2 separate regions of the Homo sapiens genome follow, and region 2 is linked to region 1. The links are chromatin loops, found by intact Hi-C in ENCODE. Cell type or tissue: heart left ventricle. All regions are shown on one strand. Each heading gives the region's core, and the rest is flanking DNA. Links, peaks and the distances in the headings are about the cores only.

Region 1 (10,234 bases), core at 1,111-9,110:
TATCTGTTATTTCTTCTGTCAACCTTGGTCAAAGTTGCTGTAGACAATAACTTGTATCTACATTGTCTCTCTGCCTAATCAACTCACATAGCTGCCTAGAAGGAATCTTACACTTGGAATGACAGGTGCACATTCTTCTGGTGCCCTGTGTAAAGGACATGGAATTGTAGAATCTGCTGCTTTGACTATTCTCCCTGTCCTTATTACCACCTAGAAGCGCTGAGACTGAACCCAAGGTGTGTTAGGATAAGGCTAGCCTGCTGAAACAAAGACTACATAAATTCAGTTTTTTTAAAAGAAGGTATATTAGTCTGCTCTCACACTGCTATAAAGAAATACCCGAGACTGAGTAATTTATAAAGGAGAGAGGCTTAATTGACCCAGTTCCACATGGCTGAGGAGGATTCAGGAAACTTAATAATCGTGGCAGAAGGCAAAGGAGAAGCAGGCACCTTCTTCACAGGGTGGCAGGATGGAGTGAGTGCAGGCAGAGGAAATGCCAGACTCTTATAAAACCATTGGATCTTTTGAGACTCACTCACTATCATAAGAACAGCATGAGGGAAACTGCACCCGTGATCCAATTACCTCCACCTAGTCCCGCCCTTGACAAGTGGGGGTTTTGGGGATTATAATTCAAGATGAGATTTTGGGTGAGAATACAACCAAACCATATCAGAAGTAAAGGTTTGTTCCACCCAAGTAATAGTCTGCTGTGATTGTCCCAGGCTAGCAGACAACCCTTCTGATGGTGATAATTTAAGGACCCATGTTTCATCCATCGTATTGTACTGTCATCCCTGGGGCATTGCTGCCATCTGCATGGTTAAAAGTGGGTCACTGGTGGGAAAGAGAATGTATCTGAATGTCTGAATCAGAAGTGACACACTTCACTTTCATCACATTTTATTGGCAGGAACTCAGTTGTGTTATTCCACTTAACTGCAAGTTGGGGTCACAAACGCTGTCCCTAGTGAGATAAGCCCAGTTATAAATTCCTTTATACGAAAGATTAGAAAAATGGATGTTGGTGGATATTTGGCAGTATCTATCCAGGAAGAATAGAGAAAGTTAAACAGAATCACTCAAATTATTTTACACCTATTAGTAAAGAAATATATAGTTGAACTTTGTTCATACTACGGTTGCATACACCATTTATTGTAAAATATTCTCAAATTCTGAAAATTATGATTTTTGAAACTACCATTGTACATTACAGTTGCAGAGAATTTTTATCCCCAATTTTGACTTATCTTTAAATGACCAAGATTTCTAAGTCTATATCTTTAAGATTTTCTGTTCCCTCTTTTTCTAAGTCGAATTATTAATGATAAATAAGCAAACACATTGAAAGTTGGGAGCGATGTAGTTACTATAAAGAAATGAAGGCAGAAGTTCCTTTTTGCAGTAAGTTTATAAAGCAATAATCCTCAAAATTTGCTTGAAAGTTCATATTAACACACTGAAAGTATAGCCTTGTTAGTTACAGAATATGAGACTTTGTGATTTAGAGTACATAGAGTAAGATACTGGAAGATAATCTTACTTTCTGGTTTTGGATAAAACTAGAAAGAACATTTTATACAAGTCTTGGTGTATTTAAGGAAATCACATATCTTGGCCCAATATTTTAGTAATATACAAGACTTAAAATAAGTCGTGTTCTGTATTTTTATTAAGGTAGTGATTTCACTGATATATACAACTATCATAATTCATTAAATTGTATCTTTTAAATAGGTGCAGTTTATTGTACATAAACATTGTACATACCAATTTATTGCTTCTGGTATGGAGGAAGAAATGAGAAGCATGAGAAATGCAAAATATGTGGGTAACTATGGAAAACTACTTTTTCTATTAATTTCTTTAAAATATATATAATTTTGAAAAGCAAAAATTAGAACATTGCCTTGAGGGGTTTAAAATATTATGTAGAAGTAATGTATAGAACAACTATAACATAAATTATGGCAGGAATGGGGGTAAATAGACCTAGATTGCTACAAAAAGTACTATATTAACTCTAAGCAGACCGTGAAAAGTTTAAGGATATATACTGCAATACCTAAAGCAACTACTTTAAAAACTGTGAAAAGGTATGATTAAAAAGTGAAGAGAGGCCAGGCACGGTGGCTCAAGCCTGTAATCCCAGCACTTTGGGAGGCCGAGGTGGGTGGATCACGAGGTCAGGACTTCAAGACCAGCCTGGATAAGATGGCAAAACCCTGTCTCTACTAAAAATACAAAAATTAGCCAGGTGTGGTGGCAAGCGCTTGGGAGGCTGAGGCAGAGAATTTCTTGAACCCAGGAGGTGGAGGTTGCAGTGAGCCGAGATCACACCACTGCACTCCAGCCTGGGTGACAGAGCAAAACTCTATCTCAAAAAAAAAAAAAAAAAAAAGCTAAGAGATTCAAATAAAAATATAAGAAATGTTTAATAATCTGAAAGAGGGCAGGAAAGGGAGAATGAAGAAATGAAAACTGAGATGACAAGTAGAAAATTAATAAAATAGTAGACTGAACCCAACCATATCAATAATTACATTAAATATAAATTGACTAAACACTCCAATGAAGAAACAAAGATTATCAGACTAGATTAAAAAGCAGACGTGACCACCTGCTGACTACAAGGAAGTACTCTAAATATGAAGATACACTTTAAGTATAAAAATAAAAATAAGATAAAAATATAGATATTTACATTAATGGAATTATAGTCCAGAAACAGAACCACACATACATGGCTGATTGATTTTTCAGTGAAGTTGCCAAAACAATTCAATGGGAAAATGAAATCAACAAACTGCTGGAAAATCTGGATGTCCATATAGGAACAAAAAGAAAAAAAGAACATCTACTCTTATGTCACATAATATGGAAAATTAACTGAAATGTATGACAGACCTAAAGATAAGCTAAAACTGCAAAACTACTGGAAAATAAGATAGGTGCAAATCTTCACCAACTTGACATAGGCAAACATTTCTTAGAATAAGACACAAAAAAATTAATCATGAAAGAAAAAATTTGTGAATTAGATTTCATCAACATGAAATATTTTCTCTTTGGAAGACACTATTACGAAAATGAAAAGACAGGCCACAGTATGGGGGAAAATACTCTCTGTCATGCATTTGACAAAGGACTGACTGGTATTTAGATAAAGACCTCAACTCAACGATAAGAAGACACCTCAATAACATTTTATAAAAGATACTGAGTACATGAAAAGATGCTCAACTTTTTTAGTCATTAGATACCATTACAACCATTAGAAAGGGTAAAATGGAAAAGACTGACAAAGCAAGTGTTGGCAAAGCAGAATTAACTGGAACTCAAACACAGCTGGCAGGAATGCAAAATGGTACAATTACTTTGAAAAACAATATGGAACTTTCTTAAAAAGGTAAACATTTGCCTATCATATAATCTAGTTATTCTACTCCTAGGTATATACCCAAAATAAATGGAAACATATGACCATATAAAAACTTTTACACGAATGTTCATAGCAATGTTATTCACTATAACTCCAAACTGAAAACAACCCGAATGCCCGTCAGCCCGTGAATGGATTAAAAAGTGTATTATATTCATATATGGAATAGTATTCTCCAATAATACTAAACTATATTGAATAATATTCAGCAAAAGGAATGAATTATTCATACATAAAACAATAGGGATAAATCTGAAAATCATTAGACTAAATGAAAGAAACCAGACACAAAAGAATACATGATATATGATTCTGTTTATATAAAATACAACTACTATATAATAATAAAAAGCAGATCAGTGTTTGCCTGCAGCCAAGGGCAGGTGGAACAATTGACTGTAAAGGAAATGAAGAATTTGGCGGGGGGAGGGGGGTTCCTAGAAATGTTCTGTATTTTTTTTTTGTTAAGGTGGTGATTTCACAGATATATATAACTATTGTAACTCATTAAATTGTGCCTTTTAAATAGATGCAGTTTATTGTGCTTAAATTATTCATCAATAAATTTTATAAGAAAAAAAACAGGAAAACCTTTTTCGTATAATTTTTCATAGTTGAAATCTATTTCTCACCCAATAACAACCCTAATTTAATGGTACTAGTTCAGCCTTCTGAAACCACGCCTATAAAAGCATAAACAAAGAATATTTATTCCACTACGAGTCCCTTAAATATTTGAAAAGAGCCAATTTTTTTTAGCCTTTTCTTCTCTATATTATATACTACACTTCCTCAATCCTCCAGCTTGTTTTTTTTTTTTTTTTACATATTGTTTAAGTCCTAGGCTCTTTAACTTTCCTATTTTCCCACCTTTGAAAACACTTTGTTGTCAATATTCCTTATAAACCAAATGCAAAACTCCAAGTGTTATCTGCTAAGTCTTGTTCAATGGGAAGAGTATGACTTGTGGAAAGAGCAGGAGACTGGGTATATAGAAATTTGAGTTTGCTGGCTCTGCCAATGACAGTCTTTTTTTTTTTATCTTAAGCAAAGCAATAACTATATATTTCTCAGAATAATGAGGGAGTTGGAATTATTTATTTTACCTAAGATTTTATTCATTTTTAGTATCCAGAAATGAAAGTATGGGTAAGAAACTTCTGAGAAACTTTCTCAATGAAGAAATACAAATCAACTGAGACATTCTGATCACAAGTTACTGAGGCCTAAAAATATTTTTTGGTTTAGATGTTAGGGTAATCATAGAAAATTAAAAAAAATTTTTCGGTATGATTTGAAAAGAATCATTTAGCTTTGTATTTAATTTGTATCCATTTTTCTATTTGCATATGTATCATTAGCCCCTAATTTCTGATGTTGGAGATTTTTCCAGTCATGTGCTTTAAACTAATAACAAATACTGCACTTGATCTTAGCCAAAAGGCTGAGAAGTGATGCAGTCATGTGCTTTCAGACCATGCAGGTTTGTGACTTGCTACAAAATCTCTGTGAGTTCAAAACATTCATAACATATGGCAGCTCAGATGTTAGGTTGGGAGAAATAGCTGTTTAGAGGATTCTTTGCTATATATATTTTAATGTGACTTGTGTATATGAATATGTTGGGAAAGATGTCACTTGGGAGTGAAGTTGAAAGAAAAAATCTTTATGCTTTAAGTCCACTGTGGACAGCAGTAGATATTACAAATAAAATGGGAATTTGTTCAAAGCCAGATATTTTAAAAATATACTTCTTCTGATTGTAATCTTTAAGTAACAACAAAAATCAGTGTTAACTGCTATTCAAGGGAAATAGTGTGGTTTGTAGAAAGAGCTGGAGATCACATATAGGGGAATTGAATTCAGGCAAAATCACTGTATTAGATATCAAATATTCATGTCTAGGATACTTCCCAATTTGGGGAAAATATCAGCTAAATCATGTGAATGGTACTTTTGTCCAGAAAAAAAATATGTTTAAACTCCCCAGTATTATACCTTATGGCCTACAAAATAACTTATTTTGTCAAAACTTCCCCCAAATGACTTGTGATACAAAGCATCCTGCTGGAAAAAGAAGCTTCCTACTACTTGAGTGAGCTACTTGCTCATTCCTAATGTGTGGATGGAATAGACAGTCTGAGCACAAATTGCAGGAATTGGCAGGACTCCTTTTCAGAGCTAATGCTGTCATTTTTTTTCTGGGGTAGCAAATTTTATATTTTCTGTTAATTAAGAAACACATAAAATAGGTGAATAAAGATAAAGTTCTTAATGTTCAATGACATCTTACAGTTTGATAGCTCTTTTACTTCACAGGTATCTGAAAGATGTCCAATATACATTAACTCATTTTACTTTTATATTAATTACTCTCTTATCTTACTTGTTGTTTTCTGGGCATATGAAATTTTAATTCCCACTCGGTCTCCATGTCTTCTTAAATCCTCAGACTTCACCTTTGGAGTTGTGTTTCTGGGCAGAACTCTTTCACTGGGACTTGCTTTAACCCACAGTACTCTATTTACTAGCGGAAGGATGATGTTCTAATACATCTAATATATGTATCTAATATGTTCTCCATCTGCTTGGTTTCATGCCATTGTCCTCCCCTCCCCATAACACACACATACAAGGCACCTACCCTCAGCCACTCATTCAGACATGCACACAACACCATTTTTATGAATTCTCAGAAATTTTCCCCATCCATTAAATGAGCAAGTGCTTTTAAACCGTAGAGTGCTACTAAATTTTGTTGTGACACTGATGTTTCATAGGCCACTAATCTGAGTTAGACAAAGCAAAATAACCATGCAGGTAACTCATTTCCTACCAAAAACCATGAAGCATTATTACTCTGAGAACATGTCCCAGTTGTTGGAATCCTAGATTCTCTGACACTCCCTACTCAATAGTCCCTCTGGTTTCCCAGCTGACAACTAGGAGAAGGGGCTTGACAAACTCCTGGTTTTAGCAATCAGTTCAATGAACCATCATAATAGCATATACTTTTCATAAACCAGGCTTACATTCCTGGTTGATTTCACAGCTCCTAGTTCTAGAACTGCCCCTGCAGCCATGGTGACAGTTCTGCTGCCTGCTTCAGCGCCTCTACCCTGGCAACATGTTGTTCTGAGGCTAGCAGATCTCGCCCAAGGCAGGATTCTCAACTCTGGAAGGCTTAGTGGGGCCAGGCCCAGGGAATGGTCTGTGAGTATTGCTTAAGCCGCCTCTCCTCCACAGGCTGGTCCCTGCAGCTTCTCTTGCTGCATCTTGCTCCATCTGCTGCTCCCTGGATGCAAATGTGTCTCCCTTAGGGTGCTGGGCACTGGGCTGAGAGGGTCCTAACTTTACCACTCATTCCCTACCAAAGAGCTGCTCTATTACTTTTGCACTTCAACATCTCCCTCTCCCTCCTGAAAGCTATTTCATGTTCTCAGGACTGGTTGAAGCCAAAAGCAGCCAGAAGTTCTAGAGAAAATGTTCAAATTTATCCCTTTTTCCTTCTCTAGTGGTTATTGGTGGTGGCAGATGTTGTGTAAAACTGATGTGTCTATTTCCTTTTGTGGTGGCTTCAGACTCTGGGTAGACATGTATACAACACTCTCAACTTTGTTCCAAGATGCTTTTTACTCAAGATGCTAAAATATATGCTATTGTATGTACTGTGCTTTCTCAATGCTTTGACAAATTTAAACATGAGATAACCCATGCTTAAATGCATCCTAACTCAACATATATCACAAATGAATAATCATCTGCCAGTTGTGATAGCATCTCTTCCCTCTCCCCATTTCCTGGAAAGGATTCCAGACAAATGCATTATTTCTACTTCTACACAGTGTTTCTTATTTCTTATTCTGTCTACACATCAATTTGTTCAGTATCTTAACTGGTTATTTGTACCGTTGCAATATCTCTTGATTAACTACTAAATTATATCACCTGTAGAAGCTATCTTATTTCTGGACAACATATATATAATATTAATCAATCTTTGATCATATGGCTGCAAGATACTGCCAATTACTTTTTGGCCTGAGACAAAAAACAAAACAAAACATAACAAAAATGCTTTTTTAAAAGTATGTTTTCTACTCTGATTTCTGACATTTAAATATCTTTTAAAGATATCTGTCAGTGGCTTCTAAAATTTCCTTTAAATAATCTTTTTGAAGATATAATATGTTGCATGTTTCATTAATACAATCTTATATAAGATTCTGGATGCCAGAATCTTAATTATAATAGTCAGGTAAAGTCTACTCCAGACACTAACCACCTGAAGGAATATGTTAATTGTTAATTCTTATTTATACGGGGACTTTATAATAATGGCAAAAGAATTTGCTAAGAATGACTAAACCTAGTATACTCAATGTGAAGTATGTATAGTTTGCCTCACAAACCTGAATACAACTAACCATAAAACATGCATACACTGGTTATGAGTCCCCACATACTCTTCCTGAAGAAACTGGCATTAATTTTTACTTAGGAAATAATCTATGCTGTTGTGGAATATTTCCCTTTGTCCTCAAGTTTATATACTGGGATATTTGCTTCCTAGTTCAGGGTTTGTGTTAACACATTTTAGAATCTACTTATACAGTCAAGTACAAAGAACAGCCATTGAATGCTGAATCTTTCTCAACTGATTTCTATGGAAAGCTTATGTTCTTTGTAATATACCTTAGCTGGCTGTCGTTGTATGGTGCATTGCTTCTAGGCCTAATTGGAACACCCTGTCTGGCAGTTCTATTAGGATCAAGATTCTTGACTTTGGAGAGCAGAAAATATTTTAAATTCATTTTGGTAGGAGGAGTCAATTTCTGCCTGAAAAGAAAAAAAAAAACAGATTTCCTGAAATAAGAGTATAGGATCTTATACAACACCATTAAACACTCTCCTTAGCCATTTGGAACTCAAGGAATTGCTTTCTAATCAATTTATGTCATTATGTTCTTGGTTACATACATACTTACTAAATCTTTCCTAAAGAAAAATTATCCTGGCCAGGCATGGTGGCTCACACCAGTAATGTTTATACTGGTACTAATATATTTCTTCAAAGCCACTTGTTTTTCTGTTTGAGCACTTTGGGAGGTCAAGGTGGGCGGATTGCTTGAGGCAACGAGTTTGAGACCAGCCTGGGTAACATAGCAAGACCTCATCTCTACAAAAAATAAAAATAATTTTTAAAAAATTAGCAGGGTGTGGTGTGGTGGTATGTATGTGTGGTCCCAGCTACTTGGGAGGCTAAGGCAGGAGGGTTGCTTGAGCCCAGGAGGTTGAGGTTATGGTGAGCCATGAGGTTACAGTGAGGCATCACATAATTGCCCTCTAGCTTGGGCAACAGAGCAAGACCCTGAAGAAAGAAAGAAAAAGAAAGAAAGAAAGAAAGAAAGAAAGAAAGAAAGAAAGAAAGAAAGAAAGAAGGAAAGAAGGAAGGAAGGAAAGAAAGAAGGAAAAGAAAGAGAAAGAAAGAGGGAAAGAAAGGAAGGAAGGGGAAAAAAGAAGGGAGGGAGGGAGGGAAGGAAGGAAGGGGAGGAAGGGAGGAAGAGAGAAAAGAGAAAGAAAGAAAGAAAAGAGAAACAAAGAAAAAGAAAGAAAGAACAGAAAGATTTTTTTTTTTTGGTTTGTGCTTAATTCAGTCTTCCTTTTGTTATTTAAGTATCTACTGAATTGGCCCTAACTCCCTAAACTTTTCTTTCCTCCTGAGAATCCCATCATATCAAACTACCTTTATTTCCTTTTTTTCTGTTTTTTTCTCAGAAATTAATTTTGTAATTCTCAGATTCTTCCCAAATGATCTCTTCACTGTTTCTTGTCCAAATCTGACAATAAAAAACACAACACATTTCTGGCTGTCATCTGCAGAAAAATAGTCTTGAAACCTCAACATTTCTTGGTTCCTGCTTCTCTAGAGCCATCAACACTAATTTTTCTTTTTTCTTTCTTGCTTTTTTAGATACAGGATCTTGCTCTATTGCCCAGGTTGGAGTGCAGTAGTGGGATCACAGCTCACTGCAGCCTGGAATTCCTTGGTTCAAGCCATTCTCCTGCCTCAGCCTGCCAAGCAGCTAGGACTACAGGCACACACCACCACACCTGGTTAGTTTTTAAAATTTTGGTAGAGATGAAGTCTCGCTGTGTTGCCCAGCCTGAGACTAATTTTTCAATATCAATTTCTACTGACTAATCAGGGTGTAAAAGATGTGGATGTTACAAAGTGAAGAAAATTTTGGTTATGTTGGATACATCAGCTAGAACTCATGGCATTGGCTGTAATAGCATTACCATATGTCCCAGCAATTCCACTCCTAGGTACATATCCAAAGGAATTGAAAGCAGGGACTTGAACGGAGATATTTACACACGAATGTTCATAGAAGCATTATTCACAATAGCCAAAAGGTGGAAATGTGGAAACAACTCAAATGTCCCTTAGCCAGGATTACAAATGGATAAACAAAATGTGGTATATAAATACAATAGAATATTATTGAGCCTTAAAAAGGAGTAAAATTCTGATCCATGCTACAACATGGATGAACATTGAAAACATTATGCTAAGTGAATAATCCAGAAATAGAAGAACAAATATTGTATGATCCCACTTATATGAAGTACTTAGGATAGGTAAACTCATAGAAATAGAAAGTAGAATAGAGGTTACCAGGAATTAGGGAAAGGGGAAAAGAAGGAGTTCCTGTTTAATGGGCAGAAATTTCTTTTTTTTTTTCTTATACTTTAAGTTTTGGGGTACATGTGCACAACGTG
Region 2 (10,234 bases), core at 737-8,736, 500 kb before region 1:
TGGTGGCGGGCGCCTGTAGTCCCAGCTACTCGGGAGGCTGAGGCAGGAGAATGGCGTGAACCCGGGAGGTGGAGCTTGCAGTGAGCCGAGATCGAGCCACTGCACTCCAGCCTGGGCGACAGAGCGAGACTCCGTCTCAAAAACAAACAAACAAACAAAAACACAACAACTCAAAAACTCAAAAGAGTCTCAGAGTAAGAGATGACATTATGTCTTAGCTCCATCATCCCAGATGCCTGAAAGTGTGAGCTGTATACTTACCAAGGCCACTTCTGCTTTGGAACCTGACAAGATTGAGAGGAAACCTGCAAACCTGAGTGGCCTCATCTTGGGAGATATTCAAACTGTAAGCCAAAAATAAAATTCCAGGGCCCCCCGACTATCTGAACACACCCCTCCTCTCAGCCAAGGACATTCCAAAGTTAACCTGAAAAACTAGTTCCATGATGGAAAGGAGGGGCTGGACATGCCTCACTATACTTTCCTCCCTTTTGGAATTTGGGAAATACCAACCAGCGTTAACATCAACACAGACCTTAAGTCTGATAAGAAGCATTTACAATCTATTTTCTCTGAAGCTGGCTACCTAGAGGCTTCATCTGCATGATAAAACCTTGCTCTCCACAGCCCCTTATCATAACCCAGACATTCGTTTCTATTGTTAATAACTCTTTAAACCAGTTGCCAGTTAGAAAATTTTTAAATCTGCCTATGACCTGGAAGCCCCCCTGCTTTGAGTTGTTCCACCCTTCCAGACTGAACCAACGTAAATCTCACATGTATTGATTGATGTCTTATGTCTCCCTAAAATGTATAAAAGCAAGCTCTAACCCAACCCCCTTGGGCACATGTTGTCAGGACCTCCTGCGGCTGTGTCCTGTGTGTCCTTAACCTTGGCAAAATAAACTTTCTAAATTGATTGAGATCTGTCTCAGATACTTTTGGGTTCATGAAACAATATGATGGTCTGGATTATTCATGATTGTGTGTGTGTGTGTGTGTGTGTGTGTGTATATGTATAGTAAGTATATATATATATAGTAAGTATATGTATATAGTAAGTATATATATAGTAAGCATATATAGTAAGTATATATATAGTAAGTGTATATATATAGTAAGTATATATATATATAGTAAGCATATATATATATATATATAGAGAGAGAGAGAGAGAGAGAGTAAAAAATCCGTGGTTGAAAACCAGGGGGTGGCCTGTGGTGTTATGATATATATTATTTTTACCCAGGGTTCCTGGCTCATAACTCCCATAGGCCCTGTTAGAACCTTCTGTTAGAACGTTGGCTGTGTTAGGCCTCAGGGGCAGGCCTTCTGTCCCTTTTCCTGTCTCCCTTCCACTCTAATGTCCTCTTGACTTTCTGATTGTGGGTCTTAAGGCCTTCCCATGAGAGGGTCCCACCCTATACCCTGGGGAAAGAAATGCTGATGTCGTGAAGCTTCCAGAAAAATCCAAAAGGACTGGATTCAGTGAACTTCCAGACAGCTGGAAGGTTGCACCAGGAGGGCAAGGTGGCTCCACACCCCTTCCCCTATGCCTCACCCTACATGTCTTACGTGCCTCTTTATCTGTATCCTTTGTAATATCCTTCATAATAAACAGGTACATGTAAAAAAAAAAAAGAAAGAAAAGAAAAAAGAAAAGAAAAATCGAATGATACAGCCACAAAGAACACCTAGAGCCACCAGAAAGCTGCAAGAGGCAAGATTTCTCCCTGAGAGCCCCACAGGTAGAGCAGCCCTGCTGACACCGTGCTTTCAGACTTCTGGTTTCCAGAACTGGGAGAAAATACATTGCGATTGTTTACAGCAGCCATAGGAAACTAATACAGGGAGGGAGGAGTCCCGGATGCCCCCGACCCTCATCCCAGGTTTCTGAGTGTCTGATATTGTCATTTACTGAGTTAGAGAAGTCTGGGTTTCTGGGGGTTGGGAGATGGAGTTCTGATTTGGACACATTACATTTGAAATGCTTGTAAGATGTCCAGGCAGAGATGTTGATCAATAGCTGGATAGAGTAGTCTGGAACTCAGAGGAGGATCAAGTGGGAAGGTAGAAATTGGGAACTGTCAAGCATACAGATCACATTCTTTTTAAATTTTAATTAATTGATTTTTTTTTTTAGAGACAAGGTCTTGCTTTGTTGCCCAGGCTGGAGTGCAGTGGTGAGATCATAGCTCACTGTTGCCTGGAACTCCTGACCTCCCAGCTGGGACTACAGGTGTGTGTCGCAAACCAGCTACTTTTTCTTTTCTTTTTTATTTTTTAGTTTTTTTGAGATGGTGTTTGGCTCTGTCACCCAGGCTGGAGTGCAGTGGCGCAATCTCAGCTCACTGCAACATCCGCCTCCCGGGTTTAAGCAATTCTCTGCCTCAGCCTCCTGAGTAGCTGGGATTATAGGCATCCGCCACCATGCCCGGCTAATTTTTTGTATTTTTCATAGAGATGGGGTTTCACCATCCAGGCTGGTCTTGAACTCCTGACCTCGTGATTCACCCGCCTCGGCCTCCCAAAGTGCTGGCATTACAGGCGTGAGCCACTGTGCCTGGCCTCATTGGCTAACAAAAACATTTTTTTTTGTAGAGATGGGGTCTCACTATCTTGCCCAGGCTGGTCTCAAACTCCTGGGCTCAAGCAAACCTCTTGCCTCAGCCTCTCAAAGTGATGAGATTATAGTGTGAACCATTGTGCACGGGCAATTAAAAAAAATTTTTTTAGAGACTGGGATCTTGCTATATTGCCCAGGCTGGTCTTGAACTCCTGAGGTCAAGTGATCCTCCTGCCTCAGCCTCCTAAAATGCTGGGAGTATAGCTGTGAGCCACCATGCCTAGTCCAAAATATTTTTTTCCGTTTGTTGACTGATGGCTGGCCTTCCATAATTAGAGATTCATTCCTTTAGATATTCAAACATAAACACTCTTTGGGAGAAATCATTCATATGCTTTTTCTTTATATGTTTGTTAGAATTTGTTTATCAGACACTTTCCTTAGAGCAGGTTATGATGTAGTGGGTGATAGAGTGTGAAAGAGCGAAAGTTAGGCAGGCTGAGTAGAAAAAGGCAATCAAGAGAAACTGGAACCCTTAAAGCCTGACCATCTCTGCTTTACAGTTTTGCATGGGAGGGAAATGGCAGCCTAGAGAAAGATTCCTCACCACTATGCCATTGCCTGAAAACTTTTTTTTTTGAGACAAGGTCTGGCCCTGTCACCCAGGCTGGAGTGCATGGCGTGATCTCAGCTGACTACAACCTCTGCCTCCCAGGTTCAAATGATTCTCATGCCTCAGCCTCCTGAGTAGCTGAGATTACAGGCACATGCCACCACGCCCGGCAAATTTTTGTATTTTTAGTGGAGACAGGTTTTCGCCATGTTGCGCAGGCTGGTCTCAAATTCCTGGCCTTGAGCGATCCACCCATCTCAGCCTCCCAAAGTGCTGGGATTACAGGCGTGAGCCACCGCGCCCAAACTGAAAACTCATTTATCAAACTTTTTTCCCATAGATGGAATCTGAGCTGACACACCCTTCTCCAGAATGAAAAGAAATGTGAAAGAAACACGCTGACACACAGGGGACACCTTTACAATATTATGAGAGGAAATCTGCTGCATGGACTTCACAGCATTTTGTTAAGGGCTGTTCTGTAGTTTCTGCATTCTCCAATGGGATGGTTACTTTTACTAGCCTGTCTATGTTACCTCCTCTTGTCTCCATGGCTAATATCATCAGCCTAGCACTAGCCTATTGTGACTCTCCGGAACTACTACAGCAGCCCCCTACATCTGGCCAGATCCCCTGCAACCCTCCACCTACCCCCGACCTTCCTGCTAGCTCTGAGAGAGAGGGAGCATTTTTAAGACGCAAATATGCTTCCCATTCTTCAGTGCTCCTTGGACAAAAAAACCATAAAGCTTTGTTTGATCTAACTATTGTCCTATATTTCCAGCTTTATCTCTCCCCTCCCTCTCCCGTCCCAATGCCCATGGGGACTTGGCTCTCTGAGATCCAGCTGCACTGACATTCATTCAGTGTTTCCAGCTCCACAAACCCTTGCTCAGTCTGGAATGGGTTCCCCATCCCTTCATTAGGAAAGCAGTCCTGACCTCTTTCCCTCCCCAACTGTATCAAGTCCCCCTATTTTGAGATTTCTGGCACCGTGTACCTTTTCTGCCTGATTCTTATGAGAGTTGTAATTATATGTATATATATTTTTAGTGGGATTATTTTATCAATGTCTCTTCCCTATCAGATTTTAATCTCCATGAGAGCAGGTATCTTTTTCTTGGTGGCATCCCTCACATCCAGCCGCCCTGGGCCAGTTACAGGATCTCATTGTATGTTGGCTGAATAGATGAAATAAATGAACATATTTTGCCACTAATTGTTAAGTTACCAGATGAATTGTAAGAGTTCTCAGGATGGCTGACTTCTATGTGGCTCTTTAGGGCTTGAAAGTGATTCATAATAATATTGAGTCTGATTTTCCTCCTCCTGGGGAGATTCCAACTCTGAGTAAAAGGAGATAAGTTCTTGCAGGCCCCAGGAGAAATGGTATCTTTTTTGTGATAGCAACCAGCAGGAAGGGTTTCTCTTATGAATGAAGGGAAAACTCAATGAAGGACGATGTCCACCTTAACATAGAGAGCCACTCCCTCACCCCCACGTACACACTTTTACAATGTGCTCTGGTTATTTGAAAATGTGTTTGGCCTCCCTGAAAGAAGAAAGAAGAGGATAACTAAACTCAATCACTTTAAATAGAAAGGAAGACACAGGGGCGATGCTTGATAAAATTACCAAAAAACATTAATTTAAGAAAAAAGTCTACATACCTCACATGTAGTTCAAATTTTTTTTTTCAAATATTAAGTCTCCAAAACATGGCTCTAGTCTTCAGAGTGAGGAAAATATGGTGTACATCTGCACATTTGCTTTCTCATGGCTTGTGTTTAATTATCCACAAAGAAAAAAATTCACAAGATGTTTCATGTTCTTCTCTTTTAACTGCCAAAGCAGGAACTTCTGAGGCTTTGATAGAATTGGTTGCAATCCCTTTGAAAGTTTTTATTAATGTAGACAGAGTATGTTTTTAATCTTTTGTATTTTGAACACCCAAATTTATGTTCTGTGATTTGTTCATGCTTGATTCTATCATATTTTAAGTAAACAAGGAGTCAACAGTTTTTACCCAGCAAAATATATTGGGATTTTTTAAAAATATAGTGTAATGATGATTAATGAACAAAGTATTAAATCAGAGGATTCTTCATTGTGACAGAAAGGAAGTCTTGAGACCCAGTGAGAGATTGATATCTCCATTGATTTTAATGTAAACATCAGAGACATTCCACTGTGAACACATTTCTTTCCGGAGATTTTCTTTCTGGAAAGAAATGTGTTCTGGAAAGAGGGAGAAAAGCATAATTACAAAGAAAAGCATAATTTTCTAGGACAATGCATACAAATTTAGCCATAAGGTAATCATTTATATGATAAACATTAAATGAGATTTCATACCTTTTTTTTGTTGTTGTTGAGACGGAGTCTCACCGTGTCACCCAGGCTGGAGTGCAATGGTGCCATCTCAGATCACTGCAACCTCTACTTCCTGGGTTCATGAGGTTCTCCTGCCTCAGCCTCCCAAGTATCTGGGATTATAGGCGCCCAGCTAAAGAGATTTCACACTCTCTTAAATCCAGAAAAATAATGCATGTGGTACAATATTTCCTTCTAGGTATTCTTAAATTCAATCTGTGATGACAATTTAGAGATTAATTTTTTTTTTCTTTGAGACACAGTCTTGCTTTGTCACCAGGCTGGAGTGCAGTGGTACGATCTCAGCTCACTGCAACCTCCGCCTCCCGGGTTCAAGCCATTCTCCTGCCTCAGCCTCCCGAGTAGCTGGGACTACAGGTGCGCACCACCATGCCCAGCTAATTTTTGTATTTTTAGTAGAGATGGTTTCACCATGTTGGCCAGGATGGTCTCGATCTCTTGACCTCGTGATCTACCCACTTCGGGCTCCCAAAGTGTTGGGATTACAGGTGTGAGCCACCACGCCCAGCCTATTTTAATGTTTTAATGGTGTGTGATCTACTTTTCAAATAAGAAAAGATGTAGTTAAATGTTAATTAAGCATTTTACTTCTGTCTTCCAGAATAGAAGCTCCCTGAGGCTGAGAATTTTTTTTTTTTTTTGAGACAGTGTCTCAGTTACCCAGGCTGGAGTGCAGTGGCACGATCATGGCTCACTGCAGCCTCTGCCGCCTGTGCTCAAGTGATCCTTCCACCTCAGCCTCTCGAGTAGCTGTAGTTCCAGTTACTCAGGAGACTGAGGCAGGAGGATTGCTTGAAGCCAGGAGTTCGAGGCCACAGTGCCCTATGATCACACCTGTGAATAGCCACTGTACTCCAGCCTGGGCAACACAGCTAGGTGTGATGGTTTATTCCTGTAATCCCCACACATTGAGAGGCCAAGGAAGGAGGATCACTTGAAGCCAGGAGTTCAAGAAGAGCCTGGGAAATATAGGGAGACCCCACCTCTACAAAAAAATCAAAAATTAGCCAGTCGTAGTGGCACACACCTGTAGTCCCAGCTACTCAGAAAGCTAAAGTGGGAGAATTGCTTGAGCCAGAGAAGTTGAGGCTGCAGTGATCCATGATTGTGCCACTGCACTCCAGCCTGGGTGACAGAGTGAGACCCTGTCTCAAAAATAAATAAATAACGGCCGGGCGCGGTGGCGCATGCCTGTAATCCCAGCACTTTGGGAGGCTAAGGCAGGCGGATCACAAGGTCAGGAGTACAAGACCAGCCTGACCAACATGGTGAAACCCCATCTCTACTAAAAATACAAAAATTAGCCGGGCATGGAGGCATGCGCATGTAAGCTAATCAGGAGGCTGAGGCAGGAGAATCGCTTGAACCCAGGAGGCAGAGGTTGCAGTGAGCCAAGATGGCACCATCGCACTCCAGCCTGGGCGAGAGAGCAAGACTCTGTCTCAAAAAAAAATAATAAAAATAAAAAATAAATACATATCTTAATTACATTGACTGAATAAATTGCCCAGCCTGACTTTCATCTTTGGTTGTGTAGATGTCATCCCTAAAAGGTACCCTATAAATGAGATGCAACACTTATACTCTAATTAGTTAAATTGGGATGGTATGGGTAAGAGACATGATAGAACTTAGTAAATATTTTGAGAATATTAGAGAAAAAAACTGATTCACATAAATTGATTCTACTTAATTACCACTTACAGTAGGTCACACAAAGTCCATTCTCCTTGAAAAGGACTCTGGAAGTACACCAAAAGATGTTAAACCCACTAGTTGCAAAAGCTTCCATCACTGCAATATATCATTTCCAGGGATGGTTTATTTTATATATATATATATATATATATATATATATTTTTTTTTTTTTTTTTTTTGAGACGGACTCTCACTCTGTTGCCCAGGCTAGAGTGCAGTGGCGTGATCTTGGCTCACTGCAACCTCTGCCTCTCAGGTTCAAGATATTCTTGTGCCTCAGCCTCTCGAGTAGCTGGGATTACAGGTGTGCACCACCATGCCCAAATAATTTTTTATTTTTAGTAGAGATGGAGTTTTGTCATATGGTCAAGGCTGGTCTTGAACTCCTGGCCTCAAGTAATCCGCCCACCTTGGTCTCCCAAAGTACTAGGATTACAGGCGTGAGCCACCACACCTGGCCAATTTATTATATATTAATTAGATAACATTTGAATTTGATGCCTTCCAGATGAGATTTTTATGCAATATCTTGGTGATTTAGGAAGACGCCCTAGTGTTATTAGTAACAAGGTTTCAAATTTTGGGTGTGTCCACTCTAGGGAAGATATCTTCATATAGCTCATCTCATTCTTTTTAGTGTTTTCATTGCAAAGGGTGACTACTTTTTTCTCACTTCTTTACCATATTCTATGATTATGCCCTGTTTGGATTGTGTACTCCCATAGGGAATACACAAACATACATATACACACATGTGTATATATATATATATATATATATATATATTATGTTTACATCTTCTTTTCATCATGGATTTTTTTTTTTTTTTGAGATGGAGTTTCGAGTTTCGAGTTTTGAGATGCTGGGATTACAGGCATGAGCCACTGTGCCTGGCTTCATCACAGATTTCTATTGGAGTTTTAAAAAGTTGTATTGGGCTGGGCACGGTGGCTCATGCCTGTAATCCCAGCACTTTGGGAGTCTGAGGCGGGCAGATCACCTGAGTTTGGGAGTTTGAGACCAGCCTGACCAACATGGAGAAACCCAGTCTCTACCAAAAATTCAAAATTAGCCAGGCGTGGTGACGCATCCCTGTAATCTCTGCTACTTGGGAGGCTGACGCAGGAGAATCGCTTGAACCCGGGAGGCGGAGGTTACGGTGAGCCAAGATCGTGCCATTGCACTCTAGCCTGGGTAACAAGAGTGAAACTCCATCTCAAAATTAAAGAAAAAGAAAAAGAAAAAAGAAAGTTGTGTATTATGGGGCTTATATAAATGTTTCCTTTTTTTCCTCCCTGATCATATACTCATCCTCACTCCTAGATGTGGAACATAACCAAGCTGAAAGATGAGATCATGTTTGTGAAGCCCAGTGAAATCTCAACAAGAATCTTCTAATTTGAGAGGCATCAGTATTCTACTCACTCATATGCCAAAATGCTGAAGAATAAAATCAGGAGTTTAAAAAGTCATTTTCAGCATTGGGATTAAACAAAGAACACCGAATTTTTCATTTTTGTATTTTTAAAATATTTATAATAACTTATTTTTTCTTGTAAGCATGATGCTGTTTCACTTAGAAAAATTGACTCAGCCAACAATAGTGATTTGCAAATGCAAATAATGCCAATGTCTTCCTTTTTTTCTCAGTATTGTTGAAATTATTTCTATGTTAACTCTTTTGTTTTTATTTTGAAGTTGGCAAATTTTTATATTTATTTATTTATTTTTTGAGATAGGGTCTCGCTCTGTCACCCAGGCTGGAGTGCAGGGGCTCAATCTCAGCTCACTGCAACCTCTGCCTTCTGGGTTCAAGTGATTCTCCTGCCTCACCCTCCCAAGTAGCTGGGATTATAGGCATCTGCCACCATGCCCAGCTAGTTTTGGTATTTTTAGTAGAGACGAAGTTTCACCATATTGGCCACGTTGGTCTCGAACTCCTGACCTCAAGTGATATGCCTGCTTCTGCCTCCCAAAGTACTGGGATTATAGGCATGAGCCACCACGCTGGGCCAAAATTGGCAAAATTTTATGAAGAACTCTTAGACCACTATTTATTAATTTCCTGATTTGCTTTTTTAATATGAAGAAACATTTTTCCTTTGTTACTTTTTCATGTACTTGTATATGATTATTATTTATTAGTGGTCTGATTTGCTTTTTCAATATGGAAAGATAATTTTCCCTTTTTTTCATGTAATTATGCACACACTTTATTGCTTAGGATGCAGAACATATGAGGATAACTTTTTTTTTTTGGCAGATGTTTACCATATGTGGAGCTTAGTTAGCATAGAGAATACTCATGAGTCAAGAATGGCCCACCCCAATGCCCCTTTGAAACATTTGTATGTGGTTTCATGAAATAAATACTTTTTTTTTTGGAGAGGTAGTTTCACTCTTATTGCCCAGGCTGGAGTGCAATTGTGCGATCTTGGCTCACTGCAACCTCCACCTCCCAGGTTCAAGCGATTCTCCTGCCTCAGACTCCTGAGTAGCTGGGATTACAGGCAGGTGCCGCCACACCCAACTAATTTTGTATTTTTAGTAGAGATGGGGGTTTCTCCATGTTGGTTAGGCTGGTCTCAAACTCCTGACCTCAGGTGATCCACCCGTCTCGGCCTCCCAAAGTGCTGGGATTACAGGTGAGCCACCGCACCTGGCACAAATGTATATTTTAATAGAGTCAAGATGGCCATGCTGAAGTCTTTGTTTTTGGGTAATCCAACCCAAACTATCTGCTGTGGGCATCTATTTTTTTTTTTTTTTTTGAGACGGAGTCTCACTCTGTCACCCAGGCTGGAGTGCAATGGCGTGATCTAGGCTCACTGCAACCTCCACCTCCTGGGTTCAAGCGATTCTCCAGCCTCAGCCTCCTGAGTAGCTGGGACTACAGGCATGTGCCATCATACCCGGCTAATTTTGTATTTTTAGTAGAGACGGGGTTTCACCATGTTGGTCAG

The links. A loop is a pair of places that touch in the nucleus more often than their neighbours do. Peaks named below come from ENCODE experiments on the same cell type or tissue, not always from the same donor. Only the 100,000 strongest peaks of a DNase experiment are listed, where the experiment ranks them.
Region 2: it touches region 1 in a loop (7-fold over the local background); 15 of 110 quality-filtered maps call a loop at or near these places.

The regions. Positions count from the first base shown.
Region 1 is chr1:91,407,319-91,417,552 of GRCh38, reverse strand. It overlaps a transcript of HFM1 not described here and the pseudogene LOC124904661. Among named protein-coding and RNA genes, the nearest start is that of HFM1, 7.6 kb to the right of the region's middle. In heart left ventricle, for the core only: no CTCF peak of the experiment used is centred there; no DNase peak of the experiment used is centred there; H3K27me3 peaks cover 339 bases.
Region 2 is chr1:91,907,501-91,917,734 of GRCh38, reverse strand. No RefSeq gene overlaps it. Among named protein-coding and RNA genes, the nearest start is that of TGFBR3, 26 kb to the right of the region's middle. RefSeq lists enhancers at 6,135-6,635, 6,636-7,136. In heart left ventricle, for the core only: no CTCF peak of the experiment used is centred there; no DNase peak of the experiment used is centred there.